Linked DNA regions of Homo sapiens: region 2 is linked to region 1. The links are chromatin loops, found by intact Hi-C in ENCODE. Cell type or tissue: transverse colon. All regions are shown on one strand. Each heading gives the region's core, and the rest is flanking DNA. Links, peaks and the distances in the headings are about the cores only.

The links. Peaks named below come from ENCODE experiments on the same cell type or tissue, not always from the same donor. Only the 100,000 strongest peaks of a DNase experiment are listed, where the experiment ranks them.
Region 2: it touches region 1 in a loop (16-fold over the local background); 4 of 110 quality-filtered maps call a loop at or near these places.

What each region holds. Positions count from the first base shown.
Region 1 is chr3:128,502,302-128,512,978 of GRCh38, reverse strand. LOC90246 (a long non-coding RNA gene) reads right to left here and starts at 5,144. Exons shown (of 1, transcript NR_026954.1): 1 at 2,384-5,144. It overlaps GATA2-AS1 (GATA2 antisense RNA 1), which reads right to left. Exons shown (of 3, transcript NR_125398.1): 3 at 9,772-10,677. RefSeq lists an enhancer at 7,588-8,787. In transverse colon, for the core only: no CTCF peak of the experiment used is centred there; no DNase peak of the experiment used is centred there; H3K27me3 peaks cover 6,322 bases.
Region 2 is chr3:128,435,884-128,446,560 of GRCh38, reverse strand. No RefSeq gene overlaps it. Among named protein-coding and RNA genes, the nearest start is that of DNAJB8-AS1, 22 kb to the left of the region's middle. RefSeq lists an enhancer at 10,282-10,677. In transverse colon, for the core only: no CTCF peak of the experiment used is centred there; no DNase peak of the experiment used is centred there; H3K27me3 peaks cover 2,027 bases.

The sequences.
Region 1 (10,677 bases), core at 1,283-9,282:
AAAAGAAATATAATGTTTGTTATTACAATTCAAATGATGCCACTTTTAGACAAATAGGTAACCCTAAAGAATGGACATATATATATATATATATATATACACATAATATCATACACGGTTTTAAAATATGAATGGGGCCATAATATGTCTATTATTCTAAAATTTGATTTTAAATACTCAATTTTTTTAGAGCAGTTTTAGGTTCTCTGCAAAATTGGGAAGAAGGTACAGAGAGTTCCCATATATACACTCCCTGCTCCCCCACTGAAGTAGCTGTGGAGTGACTTGTAAAGAAATTGTGGAAAACATTCCCTATCAGCACATAAATGAACCAATTATTTAAAAAGGTGGATGAAAAGCCATGTTGTGGTTATAATCAACATCTATTTAATCAGTCCATATTTATGGACTTAAAGATGTTTCTGGCCAGGCGTGGTGGCTCACGTCTGTAATCCCAGCACTTTGGGAGGCCGAGGCAGGCGGATCACAAGGTCAGGAGATAGAGACCATCCTGTCTAACACGGTGAAACCCTGTCTCTACTAAAAATATAACAAATTAGCCAGGCGTGGTGGTGGGTACCTGTAGTCCCAGCTACTCGGAAGGCTGAGGCAGGAGAATGGCATGAACCTGGGAGGCGGAGGTTGCAGTGAGCCGAGATCGCACCACTGCACTCCAGCCTGGGCGACAGAGTGAGACTCCATCTCAAAAAAAAAAAAAAAAAAAAAAGATGTTTCTAATGCTTTTATTGTTTTTTCATTTATTTTCTTAAGTGCTAGTATTTCTGAACACTGTATTACTAAGGGTGTGATTGTGGGTATGTACAATTTACATTAACATAGATTCCAGGCAATTGCTCTCCCAAAAAGGTTGCTTCAATTTATATTCCTGCCAATAGTGTAGAAGAATGCTTACTTTCCTGTAGGCTTGCCGTTGGATGGATATTATTGCTCTTGTTATTTGCATGAATTTTTTTTTTGCCAGTCTGCTAACTGAAAAATGGTATCTCATCATTGTTTTAAGTTTTCATTTATTTGATTATGAATAAGGGCATACTTTTCATAACTTAATTGACCACTATATTTCTTCCTGTGTGAATTGCCTATTTTGCTACTGGTTTTTTTTTCTTTTTCTTATTTTTTTTGGGAACACTTTGCATATTGTAGATATTGATTCACTGTATACATTGCAAATATTCTCTCGATCTATTTGTTTATCTTTTAAACTTGTTTACAGTATCTTCACCAGGCAGAAGTTGAAATTTTTATATAGTCCAAGGAATCCAAGGAAGCATTCACTTTTTACAGCTTCTGCTTTCTGTGCAATGCTCAGAAAATCACCTCCCACCCCAAAGTCATAAGAAAGTTGTACATTCTATCTAGCATGTAGTACATTTCAACTACAACTATAATTGTATTTTAACTACATTTTCAATTTCAACTGTATTCCTGCTTCAACTGTATTGGTGACATTTTAATACTTAATATATAAGCTAGGTGTTGGGTATATAGGTGTTTTTTATATTATTCGATCTAATTTTTTGTGTGCCTGAAGTATATATATGTATATACACACACATCTCTCTCTCTCTCTCTCTCTCTCTCTCTCTATATATATATATATATATATATATATATATGTAATTTTTTTTTGAGACAGTGTTTGGCTCTGTTGCCCAGACTGGAGTGCAGTGGTGTACTCATAGCTCACTGCAATCTTGAACTCTTGGGCTCAAGCAATCCTCCTGCCTCAGCCTCCTGAGTAGCTAGGACTACAGGCATGTACCACATAGCCTGGCTAATTTTTTTTAATTTTTATTTTTAGTAGAGAAGAGCTCTTGCTATGTTGCCCAGGCTGGTCTTGAACTCCTGGGCTCAAGCAAGCCTCCCTCTTCAGCCTCCCAAAGTGCTAGGATTACAGGTGTGAACCACCATGCCCAGACTACAATATATATATATTTAAAAATAAAGACAGGGAAATGCCTAATACATTTTTGATGGAGGCTGGGTGCGGTGGTTCATGCCTGTAATCCCAGCACTTTGGGAGGCTGAAATGGGCAGATCACTTGAGGTCAAAATTTTTTTGATGGAGTTGTACTGCCCCAAAACTTCAAGTCTGGTAAAAACAAACAAACAAGCAAACAAAAAGCAAAACAAAACACAAAAACAAGACAAAAATTTTTTTGAAAAAGTCTGTGATGTTATTTCCAAGCCCAAGCAATCTCTGCAGTCTAGAATCTGCACCATTAGGAACTGGCCACTAGAGAACTGAGATCCCCAATGCCCACTTCAGATGTGGGAATGGTGAAGGGTGGGCAGGGAGTACTCGTTTTCCTCCTAGAGGGCAGGGCTGGGCAGTTGAACTGGCTGCCCAAGAAACTCAACATTTTTTTTTTTACATCTTTATTGATGTTAAACAAATCTTTTACATCTTTATCTATATAATTCACGCACTATAAAATTCACCCATTTAAGATGAACCATTCAATGCCATTCAATGCTTTTTAGTATATTCACGCAGTTGTACATCCATCATCACATCTAAGTTTAGAACACTTTCATTGCCCCCAGAATAAACCGTGTTCCTGTTAGCAGCCACTTTCCATTCCTCCCTCCCGCCAGCCTGCAGCAACTACTAATCTGCTTTCTGTCTGGAAATGGAATCACACAAAGCCTTTTATGTCTGGCTTCTTCATTACTTTTTAGGGCCATATAATATTCCATTGTATAGCTATGCCATATTTTGTTTATCTATTCATTAGCTGATGGGCATTTGGGCTATTCCCATTTCTCAATTATTATAAATAATGCTGCTATGAACATTGTGTGCAAATTTTTCTGGGGACACATGTTTTCATTTGCCTTGGGTAGATACCCAGGAGTTGTAATCCTGGGTCCTGTGGTAGCTCAATGTCTAACATTTCTCAGTATTTTTCTAGCAGGGCTTTGGATGTGCTGCAGGCTAGGGGTCTCCCATCCTCCTTTCCCTTACTGGGGGTTGACATGGCACTTTTCCTTCCCTCTCTGCACAGGTGAGGTTGGGAGTGAGGGGGGCCTTAAGCCTAGACTGTAACACGGTCACTGGGGTCCAGCTCCTGGAGCCGGACCTGTCACTGGGAGAGACAGTGTTACCTCCAGTATTCATTTTCCATTGCTGCTGTAACAAAGTGCCACCAACTGAGCAGCTTCAAGCAACATCCATTTAGCATCACAGTTTCTGTGCACTGCAAGTCTGGGCAGAGAGTGCCTCAACTGTATTTTCTGCTTAGGGGCTTACAAGGCAAAATCGAGGTGTTGGCAGGCTGGGCTCTTTCCCGGAGGTGCTCATTAGGGTTGTGAGCAGAATTCAGTCGCTTATGATTGCAGGCCTGGGGTCTCCATTTCTTTGCTACGTGGCCTGAGGCTTCCTTTGTTTTCAAAGCAGCAGTCGCGCTTTCCATCCTTCCTTCCCAAGCTTTAAATCTCCCTTTCCCCCATGCTGTCTCTTTCCAATGTCCTTTCTACCTCTGCCACCAGCCATGGAAAGTTCTCTGCTTTTAAGGGCTTGTGTGACCCACTGAGCCCATGTGGATGATCCAAGACACTCTCCCTATTTTAAGGTCAACTGACGAGCAGCCTTAATTACATCTGCAAAGTCTCTTTTGCTACGTGAGGTAACAAATTCATGGGCATTGACAGTTTCCAAGGATGAGGGTGGCATCTGTGGGGAGCTGTGCATACATCTGTGCTGCCTAGCACACCTCCCCCAGAGGGAGCATGGGAAGAAGCATGTGCATGGATTTTGGACAGGCAAGGGCGTGGGCCGGGGTGGGTTTCTGCCGTTTCGCCACCCAGCATCCATTTCCATCCTTCTGAAACTGCATCTTGATTTTCCACTGGGGGCACCGCTCTGCCCCAGCCAGCTGTGCTTTGTGAAGAGGTTGGACTTGGGGCTTGGGGCTCAGGCCTGGCCAGTCTGACCATGGTGCCTTCCTGACCCCAGAGGCCAGGTCAGGGATGACAGACACATGACCCAGCTGAAGCTAATGAGAATCTGCAGAAGCTTCTGGAAGAAGACCTCACATTCTTCCCACTGGACTTGGCCACAAAAGGGTGCAGGGGTTGGAGCTGCTGCCACCATCTTGCAGCCACGGCGGCAGAGTCCGTTGGAGAATGGCACCGCCGTGGCAGGGAGAGAAGCCTGCGTGCTCGTCTGGATGTTGTCAGCACCCCGATTAAGGCCACCTGAGACAGTCCACCCTGGAGCGTTCAGTTTTGTGAGCCCAAGAATTTTCTTTTTCCATAAATATGTATAGTCACATGAATGCCTCAAGTGTGTGTTTAGTCTTGAGGGTACACATCTGTGAAAACATGACCTTTGGGTGTGGGGTGCTAAGTGGGACTAAGACCCAGAGAGACAAGAGCCAGAGCATGGGTGCCGGGTGCCCCACGTGTGGGGACAGGTTGTGCTGGAGGGAGAGGCTGGAGGCTGTTTTTATAGAAGAACTGGGTTTTCTCCCCCATGTTCATAACTTTTAATTTTGATGCAATTTCCCATATACCCTTTACCTAGATTCACCAATTGCTTACAACTTGTCCCACTGGCTGTACCATTCTCTCTATATTAATATGTACGGAGACACACGCATATTTCTCCTGAACCATCTGAGAGTATGGTGGAGACATGATGCCTCTCTACTATTGTATATTTCAGTGTTTGTTCCCTAAAAACAAGGACATTCTCTTACATAAACACATATGCTTATCAGAGCTAGGACAATTTGCATTGATATGATACTATGATCGAACCCCACAATCCATATCTAAACGTCAATTGTCCCAAGAATGTCCTTTATAGCTATTTCTGTCCTGCTCTAGGATCCAGTTCAGGACCCCACATTGCATTTATTGGTCATGTCCCTTTAGTCAAGGAGGTGACATGTGAACATGGCTTGGAAACTCTAGTGGGTCCTTGACATCCCCAGGAGTGAAATCCAGAAGAGCTATTTGAATGGCCTCATACATACGTGTTCTTTGGTGACTTGCCTTTTTCTCTCACAGTATTGTTGGGAGGTACATCTGCGTTGATGCGTGACACTGTTGTTCGTCTTCATTGCTGTCGAGTATTCCATTGTGTGGGCATGACATGGTTCATTTATCCTTTCTCCTGTGAATGGACCTGGGTGGCTCCCAGGCGTTGTTACTGTGGTTGTGTTTATATCAGTGGATGCTGCTGAGATTTTACCTGTGCAGGGAACTGCTGAGCTCACCTGTACACACGTCCTTGTTAGTGTTGCCAAATTCTCTTACAAAGTGCACTTTCCAAAAAACACTCCCACCAGTGGCGTGCAGAGCTCCTGCTGCCCCACCTGTCCACTCACATTTGGACCTGTCAATTAATTTAATTTCTTCCTGCAGGATGTGGATGAAGCCATCCCCACGCATTTGCCGGGCCACAGGAATATGCTTCCTATTCCTTTGCCAGTGGTTGGTAGCATCCATGTACTTTGCACAGGTTTTGCCACAGTTAGAGTGCATAGAGGGCAATGGCAAGCAGAGCCCCAGCCCTGGCTGCATGGCTGTTTCTCTCTTCCTGTCTGTCTGTCTCTGTCCTTTCTCTCCCTGATGAGGACATGCCCACTCTCTGCCCTGGTGGGATAGGAGCTCATCATGGAGGATTCTGGGTGTTGATGGAGGCTGAGAGAGAGGCCAGGCTCCACTGGACAGGGAATGAAGCAACTTGGGCTAAATCCTCCAATTGGGAGGCTCCTCTCGGATCCTGGCCAAGCAGAATGCCACGGCCATAACATGCCTCCCTTTGTGGGCCTAGCACCTAGGAGCCCTCACAGGTACAAGAGTTGTTTTGTGGACTCTAAACAGCTTCTATAGGTGCTAAGGTGAGTTGAGAACCCCAATCTATTCATCCACTGTTTATTGAGGTCCTACCGTGTGCCAGGCTGTGCCTTTGAAGCTCCAGATGCAGAAGATAACAAGACAGATGAAGTCACCAGTGCCAGCCCCGGGCTAGTTTGCCCTTAGCTCTTGTTATCCCATCCCTTGGCTCTGTGTCACCCATCAGGGAGGGGAGCTTAGCCCCAAGGTGTGAGGCCAGCTGGATTCCTGCTGGATTCAGCCAATGAGAGGCCCTGGAGTGAACAAGGGAGGAGCCAGGGTATTCTCCCCCTTCCTCTTCATCTCAGGTGGCATCTCTGGTGTGGCTCTGTCTTTCCTACAGCTACAGCTCCCACTGGACAGGCCTGCTGAGTCTCCCTGTGTCACCCAGGCCTTGGGCTCTGGTAATGCCATCTCCTCCCATTGCCCCTCCAACCCTGGGGAGGTAACAGCTTCTTGCTCCTAATTTCTGTGCTGCCTCATTGTCCCCTGTTCTTAGCAATTCCATCACCTGCACAATCACATCTCTGAATTTTAACTTTTAAATTAAGCTTTACACTTTTCAAGTGACTTCTATTTCCTTGGTGGGACCCTAGAGATACTCTCCCTCTCTTCGTGTTGTGTATATTAGAGTGGAGAGAGATGGATGATGAACAAATTAAGAAACAAATAGTTATGGTAAATGATGTGAAGAAAATGAAACAGGGTATCCTCTTGGGGAGGGAGCTCATCCTTGGAGGGTTGGGGCAGAGAAACACCATTGAGGAGAGCAGCAAGGTGTGCAGCTAGAAGAGCAAACAAGGACGCCTCATTTACTGGGCACCTACTATGTGTCAGCCCCTGTGCCATGTCCTACAAAAGACCTGATTATGTCTTTTGCAGTTAGTTTTGTGGAAACTGGCATGCAGCAGAGGTTCAAAACAAAACCTCTTCAAAATCACGTCAGTCATTACATAAACTCTTGACATAGATACTTTTGGCAGAGACTGTCAGGTATCTTCCAAAAGCTATTATTCCTCCATAGAATTTTAGCTGAGCACATGATTTCCCAGAGCAAGACTACATTCCCTAGCCTCCTTTGCAGCTAGATATGGTCATGTGACTGTGCTTTAGCCAATGGGATACAAGTGGATGTGTCAGCTTTCAGGGGACTTCCTTAAGAGACAGCTGATGTGAACATTTTGTTCTTTATTCACTTCCTCCTTGCTGCTCCCTGGAATGTAGATACAATGGTGAGGCTGTAACAGCCATCTTGGAATGTGAGGCGACGAAAGCCAACCTTGCTTTCTGACACCAGGGAGTGATATAGTAGCCCTGGATTGCCTACCTGTGAATTTTCACATGACAGAAAAAAAAATTTGTATCTCCTTGTTATGTGCAGCTGAATCTCATCCTAGCAACACAGTACTAATATTTTTATATGATAGGTGAAGAAACTGAGGCTCGAGGAGGGGAAATAACATAGCCCTGGGACTCAGAGCTGATCTTACAGCAGAGTAGGGACTCAAATTCAAGGCCATCTGCTATCAAGACCCTTTCGGCTCCACTATCCTACTCATGCATCCTGCACTCATACGGGCGTGTATAAGAATTCCCAAGGAGGTGAGTCGATCCTGCGCACAGTGGCAGCCCCATCTCTGTCTTGCTTCCCAATCCAATAGGTATATGTGGCCCTTTGCTCATTACTATTGTTCCATCTGTCTATTGCTGCTTTAAAAATGACCCCAAAACTCAGTGGCCTAAAACAGTTCATTATTATTATATCTCACAAACTGGGTAAAGAATCTGGATGGGCGGTGCAGGGATAGCTCGTATCTGCTCTGTGATATCTGTGTCCTCAGTGGGGATGACTCAGATGGCTGGGGGCTGGGGCAATGGGAACTGGTCCGGCAGCTCTTTCGCCACCATGGCCTCTCCACCTGGCTCCAGCCTCCTCACATCATGGTGGCCTCAGGGCAGTTGGATTTTTAACATAGCAGCCCAGGACTCCCAAGGAGAGACTTTCAAGAAGCAAGGAGTGGGCGCTAATCATCTCTTCAGGCCTGGGCTGGAAACTGCAGTGTCACTGCTACCGTATTCTCCTGGTCAAGTCATCTCAGAGCACACCCACATTCAAGGCCCCAAGTATATGAGGGTGTAACAAAGACCTGGTGGGCATCTTTAATCAGCCATGCCTGTGACCACCAGGACTCTTTCAGTTGTAAGAGGCAAAAACCCGGCTTCAGATTGACCGGAGGGAGAGAACTGGGAGTTGTCATTGGCTCATGTCACTGAAAAGGCCAGGGCTCTAGCTGGCTTCCGGCACTGGGGCTGAACGCTCGGGAGCCAGTCTGTCTCTGTCTCTGCTGCTCTGTGTTGGTCTCACTCTCCGGCAGGCTCTCCTGGGTGGCAGTAAAGATGGCCACCGCAGCTCCCAGTGCCACATGACCCCAGCAGGAGGGCAGTCCCCGAGGATTCTTGCCAAGTTTCCAGGTTGGACTCTCCATGGATCCTCCAGAGTCATGTGCCCAGAATCAATCAGCCAGGATGGCTCTGACTGGCTGGGCCAGAGGTGGGTGCTCCACATGGACCACCTTGAACTGAGAGTGGGAGGGGGTGGTCCCTGGAGGGAAAATCTGGGTGCGGCTACCTGGATATGGACACACAGATGCTGCTGCAGTGATCCACTGGATGCCCAGTTCTGGGCCCCTGCTGTGTCCCATGCAGGTGGTCTGGACAGGCACAGGGCTGACCCGTGGTCCTTGCATGGAGTCCCGAGTTCCCCTCCTCTAACATCCCAGGCCTTGGCTCCGGATGGCCCCATGTTCTGGGCCTCAAGCATTCATCTCTGGAAGGGCAAGACCTCTGGGACCTCTTGCCGGGAGCTGCAAAGCCTGGAGACCGGCCTCTCAGGCTTGCCTGCTGGCCCTGGGTAATCTTCATCCTGACCCCAGGCTGCAGGGCTTCCAGAACCCACCTGTGCTCCAGCTGTCACCCACAGTTCATCAGGAGGTGGTCCAAGAAGGTGACCAGGCCCAAAGTATGAGGAAGCCATGTGGTATCTGGGTACAGGGACAGCTAGTGCCAATGTTCTGGGGTGGATGTGTGCCAGCTGTTTGAGAAACAAGAAGGAAGCCAGTGGGGCTGGAGTGGAGCAAGCAAAGGGAATGAGACCAAAGAGGCCAAGAGGGACCCGGGTGCTGCGGGAGGGTGTGGCGCAGATGGGACAGGTTTGACTTACATCTTTTTTTGTTTTTGTTTGAGACAGGGTCTCACTCTGTTGCCCAGGATGGAGTGCAGTGACACAATCAGCCTCACTGAAGCCATGACCTTCTGGGTTCAGGTGATCCTCCCGCCTCAGTCTTCAAAGTAGCTGGGACTACAGGCGTGCGCCACTGCGCCTAGCTAACTTTTGTATCTTCTGTAGAGATGGGGTTTAACTGTGTTGCCTAGGCTGGTCTTGAACTCCTGGGCTCAAGCAATCCACCCACCTTGGCCTCTTGAAGTGCTGGGACTACACGCGTGAGCCACTGCACCTGGCCTGACTTCTATCCTCACGGGCCCCCGCCGGCCACTGTACTATGAACAGAAAGTGGGGAAGTTGAGGACTTCCAGCAAGGAGGCTATTCCAGTAGTCCAGGCGAGAGCTAGGACCAGGCCGGCTGCTTGTTGAGGCGGGAAGTGGTCAGGTTCTAGAATGACAGACGGGAGGCTGGTGTGTGAGGAGGGGGCAGGCAGGGCCCAGGCCTGGACCCTGGCTGCCACCTCCTCACTTTCTAAGGAATGGACTTTCTGGTCACCTTCATGCTCACTCCGACTCCCTACTCATCCAGTCCCTCCTGCCCACAAGGTGGCAGGGCAACTTCCAAAATGCACATTGAGCCCAGCACACCAAGGTAGCTAACGCTAGACACTCTTTCCTTCTTAATGTTCGATGCATTTATTTCCATGTGATTCAGAACATACACAACTAGCTCACTGACCCTTGATTTCGGCAGTAATATAAATTTGCCTTTTAGAAATAATTTGGTTTACAAAGACATGAACTGATTTTAAAAAAAATGATTAAGGAATCGGGGGAGGAAGAGATGCAGCAGAAAGACCTGGGCAGAAACCCGTGAAGATGGTGCTGGGAATGACCGGGCTTTGGGGGCTTGGGCCTGCGGCAGAGCACCAGCCCCTCTCTGTGCATTCCTGGCCCACGGGCCCCCACCCCTGTGCTCCCACACACCCAGGTCTCCACCATCATCCCAGCCTTGGGGAGCCCTACCTTTTCCAGAACATGCTGGGCTGCTCCACCCCTTGGCCTTTGCATGTGCTCTTCCCACTCTCCAGATGGCACAGGTTGTCTCCAAGATATTTTGCAGGACTGTTAGTCATTTATGTTTTTTACATTCAAAGTTTTAATCCATCTGAAGTTGATTTGGATCTCTAAGACGAGTGCAATTTTATTTTATCCCAGATGGATATTCAGTTGTGGCTGGTACCACTTACTTCACAGTCTGCCCTTCTCCCACCGAATCAAAATACTACCTTTGGCATATATCTCATTCTCATATATCCTGAAACTTATTTTTGTATTCTCCATTCCTTTCCATTGTCTAGTCCTCTGCCAATGCCATATTGATCTGATTACAGTGACTTTGCAGTATGGTCTTATTTCCAGGAAGGCAAAACCCCCACAGCAGTCTTTTTTCCAGTCTTCCCTGGTAATTCTTGGGCATTTATTCTGCTGCATAATCTTTCAGATCATTTTATCTAGTTTTTTAAAAAATCACCCTGTTGGTAATGGAATTTGAATTACATTAAATTTATATGGAAAAAATGGGA
Region 2 (10,677 bases), core at 1,208-9,207, 66 kb after region 1:
GTGGGAACTCTTTTACTATTACAAGGACAGCACCAAGTGGATGGTGCTAAGCTATTCATGAGAAATCTGCCCCCATGATCCAATCACTTCCCACCAGGCCCCACCTCCAACATTGAGAATTACATTTCAACATGAGATTTGGAGGGACAAATATCCAAATTATATCAGTTACCATCACCATTACAGCCATAACACATTATATTGGTGTCGGCAAAATCATTACCCTTACCATGAACATCAGCTTTACCACTAGCACAAGCACTACCAGCACCACCACTACCACCACCATCACCATAACCATGACTCCCACCATCACCATCATCACCATGAACACCACCTCCATCATTATTACAACCACCACCATCGCCACCACCATACCCATCACTATCACCATCACCACCTCCATCACCACCACCACCATCACCACCACCTCCGTCACAATCACCACCACTGTCACCATCACCACCTCCATCACCACCATGACCAACACAACCACCATGACTATCACCTTCACCACCACCACCGTCACCATAAACACCACCACCTCCATCATCACCATCCCCACCACCTCTAGCACCACCACCACCACCATCGCCGCCATCACCACCACCACCAGCACCACTATCATTACCACCACCACTATCATCACCATCCCCACCACCACCATCACCATCACCACCACCACCACTATCATCATCACCACTACCACCACCACCATCACCATTGCTACTATCACCATCACCATCACCATCCCCACCACCATCATCACCACCACCACCACCACCACTATCTTCATACCACAACCACCACCTCCATCACCACCCCCACCACCTCCAGCACCACCACCACCATCACCATCACCACAACCACTACCATCATCACTACCACCATCATCACCATCACCACCACCACCATCACCACCATCATCATCCCTACCACCTCCAGCACCACCAGCAGCACCACCACCACCATCATTGCCATCACCACCATCATCACCACTGCCACCATCATCATCACCATCCCCACCACCACTATCACGACCACCACCATCACCACCATCACCATCCCCATCACCTCCAGCACCACCACTACTGTCACCATCACCACCACCACCACCATCAGTAGCAGCAGCACCACCATCATCACCACCACCACCATCACCATCATCACCATCTCCACCACCACCATCATCACTATCCCCACCATTATCACCATCACCACCATCATTATCACCTTTAGTGTTAGCAACAGAGGACAGCAGGGGAGAGGTTAGAGATTTGGGGAGGGAGACATTTCTTAATGTCTCTTTAGAGAGTGGGAGGATTGGGCCGGGCGCGGTGGCTCACGCCTGTAATCCCAGCACTTTGGGGGGCCGAGGCCGGAGGATCATGAGGTCAAGGAGTTCAAGACCAGCGTGAACAACATGGCGAAACCCTGTCTCTACTAAAAATACAAAAATTAGCTGGGTGTGGTGGCACGCATCTGTAATCCCAGATACTCAGGGATTATCACCTTTAGTGTTAGCAACATCATCACCGCGTTATTATCACCTTTAGTGTTATTATCACCTTTTGTGTTAGCAACATCATCACCACTGCTACAGGCATCACTATCATTACTAACAGAAACCCATCACTGCCACTACTACTGTCACCTTCTGTATCGGCAAGATCAATATTGTTGCCTTACACATCAGTATCACCAGCATCACCTCAAACATCACCATGACCATGTCCATCACCATCAATGAGACTCTACCATCACCTCTGCCACCACCACCTTCTCTATCACCTCACATGCACCACCAGTACTTGGACCCCCACCTTGCCGGCCATCATTGCTCCCACCTTCAGGAAGCCACCATGGCCACCAGAAACATCCTCATTGCCACCCCTAGTGCCAGCATTGCCACCTCACGCCTACCACCACCTAATACCTAACCTCTACCACTTCCAGCCTCATTGGCACCATCACCACTACCAAGTCTGAATCACAGTGGCAGACTGTCAACTGCACCTCAACCAAGCGGGGGAAAAATTATGGCACATCCATGAAAAAATAAAAGAAAATGAAATCACACTGGCAGAGCTGCTAGATGTCTGCCGCAATATCCATCCCCCTTTTCTTCCTTAGAAACAGAATGCCAGAGTCTTCCATGGCACAGGGGTGCTGGGAATAGAGATCACATTTCTTAGGCTCCCTTGCAGTTAGGTGTGGCCATGGGACTAAGTTCTAGCTGAAGGGCTCTAAGTGAGAGTGTGAGGGACTTGCAAGAAATCTTAAGGAGGGCAGCCCCTTCCCTGCTGCGGCCCAGGCAGCCACCCCCTCTCGCCCACGTTACCACGATCACCGCCTAGCGGGTCTTTCTGCATCCTCCTTTGCCTCCTGACTCTATGCAGCAGCTAGTGTTCTGTGAAAATGTCAATTAGACCAGTTACTGCCTTATTCAAAACCGTCCAGCCAAGAATGAAATCCAAACTCCTTCTCCTAGGCACAACGTTCTGCCACCTCTTCATTCCCATCTCCCACCAGACTCCCTCTTGCTTGCTAATCCCTATGTGGCACTGCTTTTGAAGCCCCTAATGAACGACTCTCCTGCTCACCACAGGGCCCTTGCACATGCTGTTCCCTCTGCCCAGAATGTTCTTCAACCTCTAACTTCTATGGATTCTTTCAGCTTCTGCTAAAATATTCTTTGTTCCAGGAGCCCTGCCCTGACCCCCTAGCCAGGTGAGCATCTTGTATACTCTTGCTTCAAGGCCCTGTCCTTGTTTGTAACAATAAATCTGTGTGTTTCCATGTTGCATGCATCCTCCCTACCAGGTGGGGCTGCCCTGGGGGCAGGGTATGTTGGGGGACGGTTGGTGCCTTCTGTTTTCTCAGTACCAGAAACAGCACCAGGTACATGGAAATATTTGTTGAAAACAATGCATGGGTGAGGGAATTAATGCTGACCCCATGTCTAGATCTAGACTCCTGCCTCAGTTTCCTTCAGGGAAGTATTAAAGTTTTCCTTGCCTCAGTTTCCACATTTATAAAATGGGAATAACTATAGACCCTACTTATTGCGGTTGTTTGGAAGATATGAATAAGGGTTTAGAGCACTGTACGGCTGAAGGATCACATAAGTGCCTCCGATACTGTTTTTGTTTCCCTGCCCACTGGGTCTGTTTTAATGACACTGGGGCCTCTCTCACCTCCAGCCTGCTGGAATAGACATCGTCCCTGTCTCATCCTGTCAGCCTCTTTCCTGAGATCTGGACCTACTTCTGACTTCTTAGCTCCTGAAAGGTCCGGACGGTTTCCAACACCCTCCCTAGCAGATCATGCCCCTTGATGTGAACCTGGGCCTGGAGCACATCCAGGTTTGCCTTCAGTCCACCTCCAGCGGAGCCTCCAGTCCACCTCCAGGACAGCCTCCAGCCCACCTCCAGGGGAGCCCGGCTTCTCACTCCCCCACTGTTCTCTTAGGTCACCCCTGGTTCCCATCTAAACTCACCTGACTCCAGCATTTTGGCTGAAATGATACATTCAGCAATTTTTACTGAATGTTCAAATGTTATTTAATCACAACAAAACTTGCGTACTCTAAAACTTAAACAATACAGAGAAATTAAAAAACAAAATTAAATAATCACTCCCAAACCCCACTACCCAAAATAATCATCATGAACCTGAATGAGTGTAATTCCACATCCCTCTGGACCCCTAGATACCCAAGACCAAGAGAGGCCAAAAAATATGTAGCTGGAATCACTGGTGTAATAATGCATCATAGCATATGTGCAGTTTAACAGTGTGAAAAGGTTCCATTGAATCAGAGTTAAAAAAGCTTAGTGTGCCATAGGAGGAACTAATGTGCCATGGAATGTTGTGCTGGTCCACTCTGCTGCTGAAGCCGTGCTAAGCAGGCCCGGGAAGCAGTGTGGCATGCACCCTGGTTATCTTGGTAAGATGCATGGGGCTTGCTGTATCCGTGGGGACCTGAGGGATCCCAAGCTCTGGGGCAGGCTGTGAAATCTCTTTTGGGGAAAAGGAGAAGCTATTGCCCCTCACACCTTTTACCACAAAGAAAGAGGCACAGCATTTAGTGGGCCTTCTGGGACTGGGATGCAGCAGCTATCAGCCTTGGGGACACTGCTCTGCATTCATCAGGTAGCTCAAAGGCTACACATTTTGAGTGGGCCCCAGAGCAAGACAGGCCCCGGCAGAAGGCTCTGACTGTGGTCAATCTGCCCTGAGGCCTGGCCACACAATGTGATGGCAACAGACACGCCTTCGTGCGGGATCTCCGGCCAGTTCTGGTAGGAAGTTGCTTAGAGTCCTGCAGCGAGGGCGTGCTGTCCTAGAAGGAGCTCCTGGAATGCTGCTGGGCCCTGCAGAGCCTGGGACATCCAGTGACCCTGTGACAGCAAGCAGCTGGCTGTGATCAGATCCACTGAGTCCTGAGGTGGCTGGATGGCTGGCACAGTGGCCACCCATTGTGTGACAGAAGGCGGAGGCGCTCAGGTCCAGACCTGAGCAGGTCTGCGGAGGAGGCCCAGACTCCCTGTCACCCATCTCTGTTGCGCTGACACCTATTCCTGGGCTCACCTATGGCTTCATGGGAGGGTCCCCTAAGGCCACCTGATAGAATTAAAAATGAAGGCCTGGCCCACAGACGGGTCTGCAACCAAATATGGACCCCCATGCTGTTCTACAGTTCCCAGGAGCGCCCCTGTAGAGGAGCAGTGCTTCGGGCAGCCCTGTAAGCAGTGCCCTCAATGGCTCCAGCTGTAGGGAGAGACCCTGACCTGAGGAGGGAGTGGCATGAACTTGTGTGGCCAGGCTGGCTGGCCATGGACCCAGAAGGAGCGAGCTTGGGAGATCTGAGGCCAGGAGGTCTGGGGTTAAAGGACAGGTTGGGCACAAAGTGTGTGCATCTACCACAGACAGATGTGACAACCAGGGGAGCCTGACCTGGTCAGTGGCCGCCAGTCAGCCTGTGTCCTTGGCCACTCCAGCGCTTGCACAAGCGGTTTATGAACAGAGGCACCAGGAGGGCAAGAGTGGAGCCATCGGTCTCCGCTACTGTTGCTGGGAAATAAGCAATCACAGTGGCAGAGACAGATGCTGAGTCGGTGATTGGAGACATCCCTTGAGACTGACAGCTACTCAATGGTAGGTTGGTTACTTTGGACCCTGCCCCCCATGGAGGGGCAGCAGCTCGCATGTGCACCCACCCTGGTTTGCCTTCTGGCTGCAGAGCCTCCACTGACATCCCCTTCCCAGGGCTCATGGGGATCTGGTGGCAACATTTCTCCAGCAGGGCAGGAGGCTTCTCAATCAGTTTCCCATCAGAACCGAACACACAGAAAATGATTCGAGTGATGACTTTCTCAGTGTACCCCAGGATGATACAGAATTGGTACCATACTAGATACCCAGGAGAGAAGTTAATCCACTATGTACAATGCAATCCTTAAGTTTAAAAGCTTACTCCTCAGGGAACCCTGGCATCCTGCACAATTGCCTTGGACTAGGGGACTGAGCTGCTGTAAGGAGGTGACAACAGGAATGTAAGAATGGGTGTCCTGACCTCACTTTATTTCACATTACTCAGAAGTGGCTGGTCTAAGAGGAGTGGCCCATGGGAGACTCAGCTCAGGTGCCCGCCTGACTAGCAGCCCGAGGGCTGGGGTCTTGTCCTGTGGGCGGCAGTGCATGCAATGAGCCCAGGCTGGGCCCCGGAACCGGAATACACACCTGGAGTTTGGGGAGGAGGCCCGCTCACCATCATTCCCTTTTGCAGAACACAGACTTCCTGCCCCACAATGTTTCGCTCTGCCAAATTAGCAGTCCTGGCTTGATGGTGGGATGGGACACATGACAAATATGCCACTGAACCTGAAGCCACAACCACAGCCCAGCAGTGAGCCTGCTTGTGAGGGTGATCAACTTGGCCACTGTGAGAAGACTACTGCTGCTGCCCAGGGTGGAGACATCTAAAACTCAGGGAAGGCTCTGGGGCTTCCCCTGGTCCTTCCGTACCTGGGGATAATGACAAGTGGGCAGCTGCAGCAACCTCAGCTGGAAAAGGGCAAGCCAACTGAGGTCTCAGAACCCCCAAGGAAGACCAGGCTACCCCACCAGGCAAATGTCCCAGAGCAGCTGACACACGGACCGCAGGTGGCGGCTTCCAGAAGAGGTGGTGAGGTGGGGGTGCTGCTGAGCATCAGTTCCAGCACTGAGACCAGGTGCAGCAGGAGGGACTGTGACCCATCCAATACTTGCGTATTAACATTGAACAAAGATCCAGGCTGGCCGCTACCTTGATTTAAGCTCTGGACACACAGGACTCAGTGATACCACAAGCAGGGCCGAGCTGGTCAGGGGTGGCGGGTGACCTTCAGCAACTACCTCTTTCAGTGTCTGTGTTTCGATGCTTTGACACCTGGGGCCTTGCTGAGCCTGGAGGGACCACCTCTCTCATGGTCGGCCAATCTATGGTGATGACATGACTCGCTCTGAGCTCACCTTTCAAATGCAAAACCACCCAACCCAATGTCCACACCCCAGCTACCTTCTTTTTTGGAATCTCACACTCCAGACCACCATCCCTCTGCCCTATCCCCGCAAGGGCCAGGACCAGACAACCAGGGGCAGCCCTGCGCCCCAGAGCCCCGAAATTATTCAAACAAATCAGCCCTACACCTGCTTACCCACCTCACCGTTAATTCCATGATGGAGGCTCCTGCCTTCTGGTCCTCTCTCCCTCTGCCTCCTGACCCACCCAGTGCCTCCCGGGCAGCCCCCTCCTCTAAGGAACTGTGAGTAATAAACTATCTTTTCAGCGGCAGTCGTTGCATGGTCTGTTGGCCTTGCTATACTTCAGATTTTCTGTTTCACATCCATTATTTTTAACCGTGGACTGCATCAGACACCTCTGTGCCCACTTCACATCCTCTTGACCTCCTGCTTGTCCCAGCCACGGTGCTGTCATGGTCTCTTCCATGTGGTCTTTGCACAGCTTTGCAACTCACTTCTTGCCAGAGCTGGCATGCTGTGAGGACTGCCTGTGGGAACTGCTTGGCACTCACACAGTGCAATCCAGAAGCACGAGGTCACTGGGTGGCCCAGTGGATGGATGGGAGCCTATGGCTGTGTGCCCCTCTGCCATCCCTGGGCCAGACAGCATTCAGCACCTCCCACAGGTTTCCACAGATGGCCCCTTGGGGTGGAGCACAGAACCCCACAGAGGTGGCCGGGTTGGCAGTGCCTCCTGCTGCTTTTCCTCCTTCCCTGCCTGGCTCCCCTGTGGCTCACTCACTCCTATCCCCTGGCATTGCTTCCCACCAAAACTTCCTGCACACAGACTCCTTTCTTCCAGGCAGTCCTTTCAGGGGGAGCTCAGGCTAAGGTGAGCCTTGGGTTGCCTTTCCCAAGGTCTGTGCTGAGAATGAAGGGAGATGGTGACGAGGGGAGCTAAGAGCTCCTTCCACCGGCATCCCTAGCTGGGGGTAGAGGGGGGCTCCTCCCTTGGTGAAGGGGAGAGGCATCTATAGGAAAAGAACTGAAGGCTGGCCATTGCTGGCTGTCTTCTATCCCTGGCCCAAATATTGGAGCAGCCCTGGGGCAGGGGAGCGAGAGCCCCTATGTGGATTGGAGGCACCCACCTGCCGCTGCCCCTGCTGGAGGTGTGACCTGAGGCTGAAGTGAGGAGGCAGGGCCAAGGGCAAGCCTCCGGTCTCCTCCTGCCCCACAGAGGCCTCATGCCCATTCTGGAGGCCAGAGCCCAGATGTGGAGACACCTGCTCCCCAACCGCCTGCAGTGCTCCAGGCACACGGCTGCAATCCTCTTAGCCTCTAGGGGGCTCTAGACTCCCTACCACACCTTCCCCAATACTTCCATGGGTCCTGAGGCTGAGGGGCTTTCTTCAGGGTGGAACAGCAGATCCAGTTAGGAAGGGCCCAAGTTTCAGTCCAGAACCACTGCTCCCGAGCTCTGATCTGTGCCTCAGTTTCCCCACCTGAAGAATGGAAATGACAAGGAGCAGTTCACAGGATGGGAAGGATGGCAGCAGAGAGGATAAGCTGGCTCCTGGGATGGGGCCTGGAGCCTGTCCCCTGGCAGGGGGTGTCTCCCTGCAGATGACAGAGAATGGGCTGCCTTTCCTTGCATGGAAGTCAGCACTGGGGTCAGGCTGGGCTGCAGCTGGGGGAACCTGGATGCCCCTGGGCACTGAGGGGGCACCTGAACTCTGAGCTGGGCCCAGGGCTGGGCCAGAGGCCTGCAGCAGGCCCCATGGTGGCCCAAATGCCAGGCTTTTGGGGGAGGTCATTTGTGGTTCAGCTCTTGGGTCCCATAAAGGAAGGCCCCGTGGGGAAGCGAGTTCTCTGTGAGCTTCAGTTCCTTTCTTTTCTTTTCTTTTTCTTTTTTTGTTTTATTTTTAAATTTTTTTATTTCAATAAGTTTTTGGGGGAACAAGTGGTGCTTGTTTTATTTCAATAGGGTTTGGGGGAACAAGTGGTTACATTAACAAGTTCTTTAGCAGTGATTTCTGAGATTTTGGGATTTTGGTGCGCCTATCACCTGAGTGGTGTACACTGTACCCAAAGTGTAATCTTTTATCCCTCACCACCCACCCTTTCCCCTGAGTCACCAAAGTCCAATGAATGGATCATTCTTATGCCTTTGCGTCCTCATAGCTTAGCACCCACACATGAGTGAGAACATACGATGTTTGGTTTTCCATTGCTGAGTTGCTTCACTTAGAATAATGGTCTCCAATTCCACCCAGGTTGCTGCGAATGTCATTATTTTGTTACTTTTTATGGCTGAGTAGTAGTCCATGGTATATATACACCACATTTTCTTTATCCACTTGTTGATTGATGGGCATTTAGATTGGTTCCATATTTTTGCAATTACAAATTGTGCTGTTATAAACATGTGTGTGCACGTATATTTTTTGTATAATGACTTCTTTTCCTCTGTGTAGATACCTAGGAGTGGGATTGCTGGATCAAATGGTAGATTTACTTTTAGTTCCATTCATGTCCTTAGCCCAGTTTTTGATGGGATTGTTTGTTTTTTCTTGCTGATTTGTTTGAGTTCTTTGTAGATTATGGATGTTAGTCCTTTGTCAGAGATACAGATTGTAAAGATTTTCTCCTACTTTATAGTTGTCTTAACAGACTCTGCTGATTATTTCTTTTTTGTTTTTTTGAGACGGAGTCTCGCTCTGTCGCCCAGGCTGGAGTGCAGTGGCGCGATCTAGGCTCACTACAAGCTCTGCCTCCTGGGTTCATGCCATTCTCCTGCCCCAGCCTCCTGAGTAGCTGGGACTACAGGTGCACACCACCACGCCTGTCTAATTTTTGTTGTATTTTTCAGTAGAGACAGGGTTTCACCATGTTAGCCAGGATGGTCTCGATCGCCTGACCTCGTGATCCGCCCACCTCAGCCTCCCAAAATGTTGGGATTACAGGCGTGAGCCACTGCGCCCAGCCTGATTATTTCTTTTGCTGTGCAGAAGCTTTTCAGTTTAATTAGGTCCCATCTATTTATCTTTGTTTTTGTTGCATTTGCTTTTGGGTTCTTGGTCATGAAGGCTTTGCCTAAGCCAATGTCTAGAAGGGTTTTTCCGATGTTATCTTCTGGAATCTTTATGGTTTCAGGTCTTAGATTTAAGTATTTGAGCCATCTTGAGTTGATTTTTGTATAAGGTGAGAGATGAGGATCCAGTTTCATTCTACATGTGGCTTGCCAATTATCCCAGCACCATTTATTGAATAGGGTTTCCTTTCTCCACTTTATGTTTTTGTTTGTTTTGTCAAAGATCAGTTGGCTGTAAGTATTTGGCTTTATTTCTGGGTTCTCTATTCTGTTCCATTGGTCTATGTGACTATTTTTATACCAGTACCATGCTGCTTTGGTGACTATGACCTTATAGTATAGTTTGAAGTTGAGTAATGTGATGGCTCCGGATTTGTTGTTTTTGATTCTGAGTCAGTTTCTTCATCTGTAAATGGGATGGCTCCAGCTGCCCTGTAGGGCTGTGAGAGTCCTGAGGTTTACTGATCCGATCCTGGCAGGAGACGTAGTCTGCAAACTAGGGGAAAGGGCTTAATGAGCTGGCCACTTACAGATGCTGCTTAAGGGATGGTGACAGTACAGAGAGCAGGAAGCCACCATTCCTGCCTCTAGGGAGTGGGAGCAGGGCTGTTACTGGAGCTCTCCCAAGCTGCAGCCCAGGAGAGGGCCACCCTCCCACCACAGTGGGGACTGTGGCTCTTAGTCAGGACATGGCCAGCCTCAACCCAGGAGATGCTGGATGAGTAGTTCTGGCCACTCTCTCCTTCCACCCTTCCAGTCTTCAGCTGGTGTCCCCATTGGTGAACCAGACCAGAGGCAAGGGCAAGGGGACCGTGGCAGCAGAGCACACAGGGCATGGAGAGGGATGGCTGTGGTCGTGGAGGAGGAAACAGAATGTTCAGTATAGTAAGTGAATTGCTGGCAGCCTGGGAGGCTGAGTTGTGCTCTGCCCTGGGTCCCTGGGGCTATAGCACCTATGAGAGAGACTTGCTCTCTGAACCCCTGGCCTGAGGCTGGCAGGAACCACCAGGCAGAGGGCACCCCACTGATGAGGGACGGAGGTGGTATAGGCCTGAGGCTGTACTAAGTGCTGGCAGCAT